Linked DNA regions of Homo sapiens: region 1 is linked to region 2. The links are chromatin contacts, found by Hi-C in ENCODE. All regions are on one chromosome and are shown on one strand. Each heading gives the region's core, a stretch centred on a gene start or an enhancer-like site at or near the end of the contact. The rest is flanking DNA. Distances are from core to core; before and after follow the strand shown. Region 1 holds the start of NMNAT3 (nicotinamide nucleotide adenylyltransferase 3). Region 2 holds the start of NME9 (NME/NM23 family member 9).

The links. Hi-C counts contacts between places; a loop is a spot of excess contacts on that map. Pooled maps may share reads with other maps.
Region 1: a map of CD8-positive, alpha-beta T cell shows a loop between it and region 2 (21-fold over the local background). The contact joins the promoter of NMNAT3 here to the promoter of NME9 in region 2. A Hi-C loop is called at or near these places in 2 of 168 maps with a recorded cell type or tissue (CD4-positive, alpha-beta T cell and CD8-positive, alpha-beta T cell) and 4 of 50 pooled maps.

Annotation. Positions count from the first base shown.
Region 1 is chr3:139,676,397-139,683,163 of GRCh38, forward strand. NMNAT3 (nicotinamide nucleotide adenylyltransferase 3) reads right to left here and starts at 1,576. Exons shown (of 7, transcript NM_001401600.1): 1 at 1,309-1,576. RefSeq lists a silencer at 1,630-1,679.
Region 2 is chr3:138,328,202-138,334,781 of GRCh38, forward strand. NME9 (NME/NM23 family member 9) reads right to left here and starts at 1,650. Exons shown (of 11, transcript NM_001349018.2): 1 at 1,102-1,650. The coding sequence starts at 1,134. It overlaps LOC124909438 (a long non-coding RNA gene), which reads left to right and starts at 1,732. Exons shown (of 2, transcript XR_007096113.1): 1 at 1,732-1,969.

The DNA of each region.
Region 1 (6,767 bases), core at 326-2,825, 1.3 Mb after region 2:
GCTTCTGGGAAGTCTTCTGTCCAGTTTTAAGAGGTGACACCAAAAGCTGAGAACCACCAATGAAATTCAAGAAGTAACTGATGCTCAGTGGAGCTGTGTGAACCATACCTTCAGGGGCTCCTGGGTGGCTTTCTGAGAAAAACAGAGAAGCTTTCCCCTGCAAGGCCAGTGGGTAAGAACCCTTTCTCTGGGTTGTGCCAGGGTGGAACTGTCACTTTATTTCACCTGGCCCACCGGACATGGGCTCCAGGAGGGCAGGGCCCCTGTCTGATTTCTCTCTGAATCCTCAGAGCCAGGGTAAAGTGGGCGCCAGTTAAATGTTTCAAGAATGAACAACTAAACCAGTCATCATTTTAGAGAACAGGCTGTTTGAGAGATTCTACTCAGAACCACTTATTTGATAGAGGAAGAAACAGGACTCAAGGAGAGGGGAAGTGACTTTGCTGAGAGGCAGGCACACTGTGTTTAGTCCAGAACAACATCAAGCCTTGGATGTTTAGTGCAGAGTAACATCCAGCACCCATCACGCAGTGCTAAGTCATTTACATTCACCATTTCCATTCTCAATGGGTAGAACAATCCCATTTTACAGAGGAGAACGTTAAGGTTAAGGAACTTGCTTTCCCCCCAGCTCTCTGCAGGCCAGCCCCACCAACCCTCCTTTCCTCAAGCCACATTCTCTCCCAACAAAATGAGTTTGCTCTGTTGTTCCCCGCCCGGGAATTCTCTAAAGTTTTAGTTCCAGCAGCCTTTGTAGCTGGGGGCCCTGATAAAATCTCTCCAGCACCCTAGAATTTCAATCTTCATAGCTCTGACCACAGTTTTAACGTTCACACTTGTTTGCATAGATATCCATTTGCTGTCGGTCTCCCCCCACTGGACTGTGAGCTGCACGGGGGAGGGCACCACATTTTTTGGCCTGCTACTGTAACCCCAGCACTTAGCCCAGCAGCGGACACTGAGTGGAACACGTTAAGTATTTGTTAGACACTGTGCTTATATTTTTAACCTTTGAGTGCACGAGTGCTAAAGGTGGGATCCGAACCCACGTCTCCGGGACTCTGGTCATAGCCAAAGGGGAGCTGGGGGTTAGGTTGACACGCTGCAGCGAGAACCGCCGGCGCGCAGAGGCAGCGCGGAGCTGTCCCCCCGGTTCGCGCCACCCCGGATGGCTCCGCACTCCGCCGCCACCTGTCGCCCCAGCGGGGACTCCCAGGACTCAGTTAGGGGCCAGGAGTCACGTGGGCCCGGGCATTCAGCCGCGATCCAGGTCCTAGTGGGCTGACGAGGGGCCCACGCTGCGCTTACCTGCTATTTGCAGGGCTCAGCAACGGCGCTCGGCGAGTCTCGGGGGACTGCGGGGGACTAGGGGACCTGCTGGGCCTAGCAGGGGCTGTCGGTCAGCGCGCGGCCCGGCGCCCGAGGTCCGAGAGGGAAACGACGTTTGGTCTCGGGACTCAAGGCTGCCTCCGGCCCGGGCAGCCTCAGGTCTAGATCCCCTAGTACCTGAGCTGGAGGCGGGGCCAAGGCGAACTTGACCTTGCGCTCCCTTAGCGGCCCCGGGCAGATGGAGTCTGAGGGAAACAGATCTGCGCCCCGCCCCTTCGCTGGGGCGGGCCCTAAGGAGACCCGGCCCTGGCCCCGCCCAGGGTCCTAAGCCCCGCCCTCTCCCCTGCCCCCGCCCCCGCCCGCTGGCTCCCAACCGCCAAGGCTCTTTTGTGTTGCGTGCGTGTTTGCTTTTTTATTCTCCTGTTTTGTATTCTGTTTGTTTTGTATTTTTATTTAATTTTCTTTTAAAAAAATACATGAAAGTAACGCCCACTTACTTATTAGAAAATAAAATTATCTAGATTTGCTTATAATGAAAGCAACAGGCCACTTCTCCCTCCCATCACAGCTCTTTTTAACAATTCCTCCGTTAATTTCTTCTAGTGGTCACCCGCTTGTCGCAAAAAAAAAATAAATAAATAAAATAAAAAAATAAAAAAAGAAACTTACATAGCGATTTCTTGATTTATCCATTGACTTTCTGCCATGTTATATGAGGATCTACTCTCTTACTGCGCGGCCCCTGTTTCCTTCTGACAAATTTACACCTCTATTCTCAAGCCCTGCCCTGGTAAACGCCAGACCTCAAAGCAGGGAAGGATTTCTGGGGCCTGAAGCATACACAGTTGTGTGGGGAGAAGGAAGGGAGGGCTGCTTAAGAAAGAGAAGACAGAATTAGGGCTTGCCAGTGAACATTTATTTGGAATGAGAAAATAAATCTTAACAGAATCCTGGGGTCTTAGAGATTGGGGTCCCTATCCCCTAAAACCTTCTTAGGAAATTTAGGTCCCAAATTTGCTTCCCTAACGCAGTCTGGCTTCCTCTGCCCACCCAGAACTCTCCATAAGCCCCCAGGGCTCATGGGAGCCTTGCAGAGAGAGGCCTTGAAGGACAAGATTCACTAGATTCTGCCAATACAGTTTCCTAATGGAGTGAATTGGAGTGTGCGAAAAAGAGAGACATCAAGGATGATGTCAAGGTTTTTTGATTGCTGTACACTTAATTTCCAGCGTTTCCTAGACACAGGAACACAACCTCATCTTAGTATGGAGAGTGTTTTATAAGCCTGTCCACATCACCAGAGCCTCACGGTGCACCCATGAAGTTGGCTGGACGGGTGCACTGTCCACAGTTTTAGGAGGCCCATAAATTTGTCCCTTGTGTATTAGCACCGGGGGCATGCAACTTGCACCCAATAAGTACCCAGGTAAATGGTACTTCCCCACTCAGTCTGAAGACACAGTGTCCGTGCCCTCTCGGATCCCTTTTCTCTTACCTGTGGTGTAAAATGTGGCTCCAGAAGGTGATCTTGGACAAGTCTCTTTACTTCCCAAGCCTCACTTTCCTTTCGTATAATGGGAGGTAACAACCCCTACCGCACTGAGTTTTGGGGAGGATTAAGTGGCTTAACATCTTTGGATATTCTTTAATTGATAAGTCAGCTTATTTCCCAGCAGGGTGGGAGGCTCATGAGAAAGCTTAGGGATTTCTGAGAATCTTGTGTAGCATGTAGTACCACAGGTTGATTAGAGGCCTTCGATTAAAATCGTGGGCTGAAGAGTCATTCTGGGTCAGGGCCCTAGGCCAGGGAGGGAGAAGCTGCACACAGAGAGCAGAGAAGAGGCTGGGCAATGACTTCCTCATGCAAGGGAAGCTTTCTCTGCCTGAGGTAGTGAAGACTAAAGCTTGGTCTAGGAGGAAGCCTGGTTTCCTAGGCAAGAAAAAAGGAATGAATTAATGGCATTCACAGCAACTGGATGAGATTGGAGAGTGTTATTCTAAGTGAAGTAACTCGGGAATGGAAAACCAAACATGGTATATTCTCATAAGTGGGAGCTATGCTATGAGGATGCAAAGACATAAGAATGACACAGTGGACTTTGGGGACTCAGAGGGGAAGAATGGGAAGGGAGTGAGAGATAAAAGACTACAAATTGGGTTCAGTGTATACTGCTCGGGTGATGGGTATACCAAAATCTTACAAATCTCCTCTAAGGAACTTACTCATGTAACCAAATACCACCAGTTCCCTAATAACCTATGGAAATAAAAATATTTTTTTAAAAAAGTAGCGTCCCCTTGTGCTGGAAGGTAAGAACCTCATATAATAGCCAAGCTTTACCTAACCTAAGCGGTGAAGACGCAATGGCTGAGAAATCCATTTTGGAGAGGCAACTACCTCCTAATTTTTTAGAAGGAGGAATACCTAAATGCAAGTCTTGTATTTGCTTAAGCTCACAAAAAGACTACTGGATTATGGGTATAATGGGAATAATATTTTCAGATCTCTCCTTTATTGGTAAGTTTCATTTCTCCTGGATCCTATCTGCCATTATGGCTCAAGGAAGGTGGCCACCTAATGCCACCTCAGGAAGGAGGAAGATTTTACATAGAGGATGTCTCAGCTTGAGTGCCTCAGAACCAGATCCTGAGGTAAGAATTAATGCAAGTAGTTATTTGAGAGGTACATGGAACACCAGCAGAGTAATGAAGAAGCAATACAGGGAAGAAAAGGGGAGCTCAATAAAAGATTAAGCCAGCTACTATAATAGATGTTTAGGGCTTAATCCTAGGGGAAAACCCTAGAAAACTGTGTGAAGAGCATGCCTTGGAATCATCCCACCCAAGGCTGCAGGAGACAGGTCTCTACAGGGAAAAAAGCTGGAACTGACCACTTAGCTCATATTTTTGAACATTTAAAACATTATTTCTAGGCATAAAAATGTCATTACTAAAATGAGATCTGGCTACAGTATAACACTATTCTGCAGTTTCCTTCTATCACTTAACAGTGTGCTGATGAAGTTTCAGGAGGAACTCTTTGGGCAGTAAGCAATGTGCAGATGGCTGAGAGTCACAGTCCTGGGATGGACCTGAGGCCATTCTGGAAAGCTTGCTTGTGGATGGATTGTGATGAGGCCGTAGACTGGGGCAGCCTCTGTATTTGGATGAACCTATTCTAACCTTGACTTCTGACCTGTCGCTGAGGAAAAGCAAGCTTTGAGTGGGTAAAAGTAAAATGTAAAAGGGAGACTGGTGGACTTTTCAAATGACCAAAGAGGGCAAACTTTTCAGTCACTGCAACTACTTCAGCAGATGGGCATTTTCTTTTCTTTTCTTTGAGATGAAATTTCACTTTTGTAGCCCAGGCTGGAGGGCAGTGGCGTGCAACCTCCGCCTCCCAGGTTCAAGTGATTTTCCTGCCTCAGCTTCCCAAGTAGCTGGGATTACAAGCGCTCGCCACCACGCCCAGCTAATGTTTGTATTTTTAGAAGAGACAAGGTTTCACCATGTTGGCCAGGCTGGTCCTGACCTCAGGTGATCCACCCGCCTTGGCCTCCTAAAGTGCTGGGATTACAGGCATGAGCCACCGTGCCCGGCCAGGTGTTTTCTTACAAACAGTGAACAGATAGTGCTCATGCCAGATCTTTCTTATACAAGCATCAAAGCAGGTCCTCACTAGAAAACCTTCACTTTGTCAATTTGGCTTCATGGCTATACTTACTATTGAGCTAAAATTATCCTTTTAAAACGTGAATCAGTTTATAACACTCCTCTGCTCAAAAGTTTCCAGTGGCTTCCACCACAATTAGGGTAAAATCTCAAGTCCTCCCCCTGGTGTGCAAGGCCCTCAAGGATCTGCCCTGACAAGTGCTCCAGCTGTCAGCCATTCTCATCTCTGGTTTCCTTGACTCTGTTGCTGTTCCTTGGACACACTGGGCCTATTTGCACCTAGAACCATGGTGCTGCTGTCCTCATTGACCTAAATAACACACCGCCCACTCTTAGGATAACTTTCCCAATTCATTAGCTTTCTAGTAGACAGCTCCACTTAACAAACAAAAATACTCCCATACAACCCCTTTTGTAGTACTTACTACCTATCATTGGAGGATATTTTGCTCATTATCTGTCTCCCTCGCAGAAGTGTAGGGCCCAAGAGTGGCTGAATCTTTATACATTTTGTTCCCTGATATGTCCTCACACCCACAACAGTGCCTAGCACCTGATATTCAATAAATATCTGTTGAATGAATGAATGCATTGAATTGAGCAAATGAAAAATATATTCAGTACACATACAGATAAAAATATTCTAGAATGCAGACTTTCAACTAATCTTGGTTAGGTTCCTCTCAAACTGAAAAAAATTGTTAGAACACAGAAAAATAAAATGAAATGGCTGAGCTGTATTATGTAATCTGATTTATAATTACAGGTTGAGTATTAGACTGAGAACTTTTGCTTTTTTATATTTCACCCAATGTCTATGTTAAATGTTTAAGCAAAGGTTAGCTTGAGAGGCTACATACTCATTTAAAAGTAGTAAAAAGAAACAAGGTTCTCCTAGTCACTTTAATAATTCAGAATAGTATTCTGTGGCTTCTGTTGGCATTTGAGACCCCAAGATGGCAACTGGTTACCTGAAAATAAAGGCCTTGATCAAATATTTAACATCTCACTTATTTTCATTTTCTGCATATTTTGTATTCCTGATTCTCACTTTTTTTTTACCCATTCTGCAGTCACACAATTCACACACTGAAGTTAATAGAAATGTTCCATGGATTATTAAATGCAGCTAAGCAATGAGTTTTTGCTAGAAAATAAGGCCAAACTGGGGCCACTTTGCTATTCTAACAAAGTAATTTTTCCTTGAAGGTACAGACTATGAATTTACAGAAGCCTCTACCCTTTATTCTGAAGTTTTGTAAGGCAAATACATTGCTGCAGGAGAGAATTTAAAGTGGAAAACAGATTCCCCCTGAAAACATGTTTTATGGTGGCACAATTAAGAAGTCTTATAATCAAGAACAGTTGAAAGCACAGAATTATAAGTGGACCTTTATAATTATGGCAAGAAGACACTAAATAGTGCCTGTTTGCTAATGAAAACATTGCACTCTGGTGCCAAAAGCAGTGGAGTGGGTTTTGGTTGGTGCTTACCTGGGTTAATTGCCCAAGGAGTGCTCCAGTAGCAGCATCCCAGTGCTGTCAGCTGCCGTTCCTAATGGAGCTTTTATATTTTACCCCTATTGCTAAAACCCTAATCCAGGCTTTGATGTCCATTTGGGCCTACTTGGTACAAAGAGGGCCTTCTGGAGGTGGTCAAAGTCATAATGGAAAAGCCTTTAGGAATAACCCATCCTTTTGTGATCAGTAGAGAGTACCCAGAGAGGTTAGAGGATTTTCTCGAGATCACGCCTGACCAGTGGTGG
Region 2 (6,580 bases), core at 400-2,899:
ACACAACATCCTCATTCCATAGATGGGCAAGCTATAGCCTGGAGAGGTTATGTGATGTAGTCAAAGACACAGTTGGCTATAGAGGACACAAGAACTACATCAGGTCTTCTGACTTCCAGTCTAAAAATCCCACCCCACCCCACCCCACACCCCTCCCACCCCCAGCATGGGGTACCCTTAGAATGATGCTGCTTTCCCCTTTCCTCTTTTTTAAACCACTAGGCTTTTGAAATCCACATGCAAACTGCTGGTCCTGCTGAGGACAATAAGAGAGAAACCAGATGTCTCAAAACCACTAATGCTCTATTATCTAGGAGGCGCTGTAGCCTTGGTATGCATCTTACTGGGGCCAGCTGATGATGAGGCATTTTAAGTTCGTTTTAAAATGTTCCCATGTTGCAGATCATCCAGCTGATCTCCTTATGACCAAGCACTCTCTCCTAATTCCAGGGTCTATGCCTGCATGTTTTTACCATCACTTCAGAATCAACCACTATCTATTGTCCAGGACCAAGAAGAAGAGCAGCTGCTGGCTTCTGAATTCACTTGTCCCACATGCAAATGAAGTAAGACACTCTATATAACATATGTCCAGCACATAATATATCTCAAAACATATTTGTTAATAAGTGAAATTTGATGAGAACAGTGGTGGGAAAACTGGGTCTCCACAGAGCACACAGTTACAGACTCATGCCCAAAGTCAAAAGAACCTATACTGTATTCTCTGTGCAAGCTGCAGTTGTATTTCAACAAGAACAAAATAACGGTCACATCGAGTTATGTTGATTCGTATTTTCTTAGTTTATAGTTTTATTTAATGCATGTTTAGGTTTTATGGTTGTATAAGCACTATAAATGTAAACAGCTTCTACTCAGTTTTGTTTGCATTAATTTTGTTTGCGTAAAATTTGTCATCACTGGGGTTCCAAGATAAGTTTTGTCCCTTTAAGACGGAAGGGTACATCACTCAAGTTTGAGAACACTGTCACGTACTGCTGGCAAACAGAATGTCACTTTTATACTGCAACCCCGCTCTAATCACCCTCCTCTTCCCCGAGCCCAACCCAGAGCTGGAAGCTAGCGCCCCTTGAGGCTTACCTGCAGGGCAATTTCCTTCTTCCTGCTGCCCATGGCTCTGCAAAGAAGACGAAGCCCTGTTACCGCGGCCGTGGGCCGTTCCCCCGCAGCCTCGCGACAAACCGCTGCGTGGATCAGCAAGCCCAGAGCCTCCTTCAGACAAGCCCCCCTCCTACGGCCCCCGGCCCCTTTTTAAGGTGCTTCTAACTGGCGGCAAATCAGCACACTGATACAAAGTGAACACCCCGCGAGGAAGCGGAGCCTGCAGTCCACGGGCTCGTGGCTCGCCGGGCGGTTTTCTGGGGATCTGCGAAGCCCCCTCCCCACCCCGGAGCCGGCCAGGGGGCGCGCGCAGAGGCCGGAGTCAGTGCGCCGGGCGCGGTGCAGCCTGTCGGGCACAGGGTCGCCAGTCGAGGAATTCTGACAAAAAAACGACATGGGACCCTGTTATCCCTGCTGTTCTTATGGATTACTGGGAAAGTGAGCCACTGCGAACGACAGGTACAAGATCTTCGACGCGCCCGGAGTCACCAACCGAGTCTGCCGCGACCTAGCCGCGGTCGTCATGGCAACCTGGCCCCCCCGCCAGGCCTGCCAGGAAAGCCGGCGGACACGTAAGCCACGCCCACTCTGGGCCCAACGCAGTCTCTCCGCGGAGGCTCTGAACCCAGCCAGGGAGAGGCAGGAGGGAGTCCCGCCCCTTGCCCTCCATATCGGACCATAGGAACCCACTCATTGGCTGCAGTGTTTGTCAGCGTCTGGAGGCTTCGAACCCACCAAGCAAAGACCCAGTGCATCTGTGCGTTGCACAGTCGCATCTGTGAATCCCTGCATCCCTCCTGCCCTGCCTGCCAAGACTGATGTGCAGCTTTTCTACCATCACATACCGGTATAATGTGTGCAAGGTGGGGGGTGTCTCCAGGTTTTGAGGGATCTGCAAGCGTTCTCTTTAAGGCAAAGAATATGAAATTACAAATTCAAAATTAGATATGAAAGTCAAGTGAGACACATACAAAACAGTTACAGACATTGTAGATATTAATCCAACTGTATCAATAACCACTTTAAATGTGAATAATCTGATTACACCAATTAAAAAAGAGATTGTCAGAATGGATTTCAAAAACAAACAAAGCCCAATCGTGTGTTATCCACAAGAAAATACATTAAAAGCAAAAGGATAGAGAAAGCTATACCAGGCTGACACTAATTAAAAAAATAGCTGAAGTAGGTATGTTAATTTCAAGAAAAGCAGACTTCAGAACAAGGAAATTTATCAGGTATAAACAGGGACATTACATAAAGTTAAAGGGATCAGTTATTTGGGAAGACATAACAATACTTAATATGTATGTACTTAAAAACAGAGCACCGAAATATGTGAGGCAAAAGAAGATAAAACTGCAAGGAAAAATAGGTAAACTCAGTATTATAATAGAATGCTTTCATACCATTTTTAAAAAGTAATTAATACATCCAGCAGAAGCAAATGAGCAAGGATATAGTTGAACTGAAAAATATCAAATTGATCTAATTGACATTTATGCAATATTTAGTTCAACAACAGCGGAATATAGATTCTTTCTCAAGCTCACATGGGACATTCACTGAGATAGACCACAATCTAGGCCATAAAACATAGCTTAACAAATTTAAAAGGATAGAACAAAGTATGTTCTCTGACTGCAATAGAATTAAACTAGGAATCAATCACAGCTGATGAAAGAGATCTCACAGATTTAAATAAATGAAGAAATATTCCGTGTTCATGGATAGGAAGAATTAATATTGTTAAGATATCAATTCTTCCTAAGTGAAGCATACACCAAATGATTTCCATCCAGGGAGTGCTGATACCCTGTTTGGCCATGAGGTACCCAGCAACCCTCTGTGAAGTACAGGGCGATGGGTATACTGGAGACCGAACATCTTCCTACCTGTCATCCTGCCTTCTCCCACTTCAGCTCCGAATCCACCTACTCTTTTCTTGCATTCAGTCCCATGGCAATATTCAGTTCCATGATAATATTACGCAGAGCCACAGGCAGTCCTTAAGACACCACATTGCAAACTGAGTTGACTAGATGCAAATCATGTTCATTGCCACAAGGTGGTGGTTGCTGAAGCTCTTGAATGGTGTGGAATCTCCCTTAGAATTTAGTTTCCAAAATAAAATTCAAATCAGATGCTAAATTCCTCTTGCCAGCACATGGAAAGATAGTGACATTTATTCTTTCTGAAAGGGTTAAATTTCTTACCATGTGGTCTCTATTACAAAATGTACTCACATCTTTGCCAGGCTAAACCTCAGAAACAAATTTAGGTAAACCACATGTCCCAGTTTGCCTGGGACACCCCCACTTTTCACCTGTTGTCCCATGCAATTATTAATAGCAACCCCTCTCACTTTCAAAAGTGTACAGTTTGGGTAGGGTGCAGTAGCTCACGCCTGTAATCCCAGCACTCTGGGAGGCCGAGGCAGGTGGATCACTTGAGGGCAGGAGCCTGGCCAACATGGTGAAACCCTGTCTCTACTAAAAAAAAGTATCAAATAACTGGGCCTGGTGGTGCATGCCTATAATCCCAGCTACTTGGGAGGCTGAGGCAGGAGAATCACTTGAACCCAGAAGACGGAGGTTGCAGTGAGCCAAGATCGTGCCACTGCACTCCAGCCTGGGTGACAGAACAAGACTCCATCTCAAAGAAAAAAAAAATTACAGTTTGGACAACATGGAACCTCATCAGTTTTTTCCCAGATGAATCACCTTGGGCCACTCCTGCTTTTTAATAAAACTTCCATCTTTTACATGTTTTGTGACACAGGTGAATGGTTTTTTTTGTTGTTGTTGTTTTTGTTTTTTTGGTTTTTTTTTGAGACAGAGTCTTGCTCTGTCACCTGGGCTGGAGTGCAGTGGCGTGATCTCAGCTCACTGCAACCTCCGCCTCCCGCGTTCAAGCAATTCTCCTGCCTCAGCCTCCCGAGTAGCTGGGACTACAGGCATGTGGCACTATGCCCAGCTAATTTTTGTATTTTTAGTAGAGATGGGGTTTTACCCCGTTGGTTGGCCAGGATGGTCTAGATCTCTTGACCTTATGATCCGCCTGCCTCAGCCTCCCAAAGTGCTGGGATTACAGGCATGAGCCACTGCTCCCCGCTGGGTCAGTGTTTTTATTTATTATCCAAAAGTCAGATTTTTTCAAATGTATCTATTTTTAATCAGCCCTTCCCTCAGTGATGTACTTTTTTGTTTGTTTTATTTTAATGCAAAACCTGCTAACTAAATTTAAGGGCTACTGAGGTGTTTTAGAGTTCAAAAGATTAAAAACCAAACTCTTCCTCCTGCAACTCATGTTTATTGCCACAAGGTGGTGGTTTACTCAAAATAAACCCTTCTGAGACCCAAATTGGACACTAGGAGCATTTTCTTTATCAAAATGCTTCAGAACTGATGTGACTCTGTAAAACAAGAATGACCCTCCTCACTTTAAGAGGAAATCATAGACCAAAGCAGGCTGTGCTTCCTCGGATGCCTTCCCGTTTTTCATCGTAGAAGATAAGAATGTATATACACATCTTCGTCTAACCTAACTCCTCTCTCCTTCCAGGTGTAATGTCTTCTTTTTTCCACAAGTAACAGCAGGTCCCTCCTGTGCCTTGCTCTGAGGAAGGCAGCTGGGAGTGGTAGAACTGGGAACTTTAGGGTCAGACAGATGTGGGCTGGATCACAGATACACCTACTACCTGTCTAAGCTTGGGTGAAGCTACTTCAGCTTATTCAGTCAGTCTTAGTTTCCTCATCTTTAAATTTTTTTTTTTTTAAAGAAATGGGGTCTTGTTATGTTGCGAGGTGCCTGGAACACCTAGGCTCAAGCAATCCTCCCACTTCAGCCTCCCAGGCAGCTGGGACTGCAGGTGTCCACCACCATGCCCGGCTTGTTTCCTCATCTTTAAACAGGGAAATAAGACCTACCTTTCAGGAATGTTGTGGAGAGAGGTAATGCGTTTCAAAGTTTCTTGACATTAAAACCAGTATTACTGTTGGCCGGGTGCAGTGGCTTACGCCTGTAATCAGTCCCAGCACTTTGGGATGCCAAGGCGGGTGGATCACGAGGTCAGGAGATCGAGACCCTCCTGGCTAACGTGGTGAAACCCCGTCTCTACTAAAAATACAAAAAAAAATTAGCTGGGCGTGGTGGCGGGCGCCTGTAGTCCCAGCTACTCGGGAGGCTGAGGCAGGAGAATGGCGTGAACCCGGGAGGCAGAGCTTGCAGTGAGCCGAGATTGCACCACTGCACTCCAGCCTGGGCAACTGAGCAAGACTCCATCTCAAAAAACAACAACAACAACAAAAAACCCAAAAAACAGTATTATTGTTGTTGTTGTGAAGGTATCATGCCCCCTTTCCACAGTATAGATACGTTGGGCAGCAGCTTCCCAGCCAAGGATTGCAAGCCATAACTCCCCAGGAGGTTCATCCAAGTTGTTGTGTGGATCAATATTTTAATTCCTTTTTATTACTTCGTATTCCATGGTCTCAGTATATCACCATTTGTTTCAAATTAATATTTGAGTGGGATATGAGGTTTTTTATTTCCCCATATGGATTTCTGGTTGCATAAGCACCATTTGCTGAGAAGACTTTCCTTTACTTCACTGGATTGATTTGGTGTCTTTGTCAAAAACCAACTGGCCATGTAAGTGTGAGTTTCCTTCAGGATTCTCTAGTCTATTCCGCTGATCTAGTTGACCATCCTTATACCAGTACTTGATTACTAGTTGTATAGTAAGTCTTAAAATCAGGTAATCTAAGTCATCCAACCTTGTTTTTCTTTTTCAAAATTATTTGTCTATTTTAAGTTCTTTTACTTTCATACAAATCCTAGAGTCAATCTGTTAATATGTCTGTCTTTAAAAATCCTCTTGAAAATTTGATTAAATTGCATTAAACCTAAAGATTGACTTGGGAAGAATTGACATCTTAATAATGCGGAGTCCTCCAGTCCATAAATAGGATGTGTGTTCCATTTATTCTTTAACTTCAGCAATGTTTTATAGTTGTTAAACCAATCTTGCAAGTCATTTGTATTCATTATGCTATTATTAATGAAATTGACTTTCAAAATTTATTGCCAATTTTGTGCTGCCAGTACATAGAAATACAACTGATTTTTTGTATATTGACTTTGTATTCTGAGATCTTGCTAAACTCACTTATTAGTGCTGGTAGTTTCTTTGTTGATTGTGAGGGTAACTTTGAAAACACAAGATAGTGAGCCATAAAATGGAAGCAGCTAGTCTGAGCCTAACAACCTGCCTTGGACTGTGTTGCATTTTCTTCGTGTCGTAGTAGTCATTGGGGGTTACAATCAAACTGCTCATCTGTATTGTGAGTCCCTGTAGGGCAGGTTGTCCCAGCTACTTCCTAGTGAATCTTTTTTAATGAACCTCAGGTTTCCATCATGACCTGAACGAATGAGCCCTATGCTGCCCACCATTCAT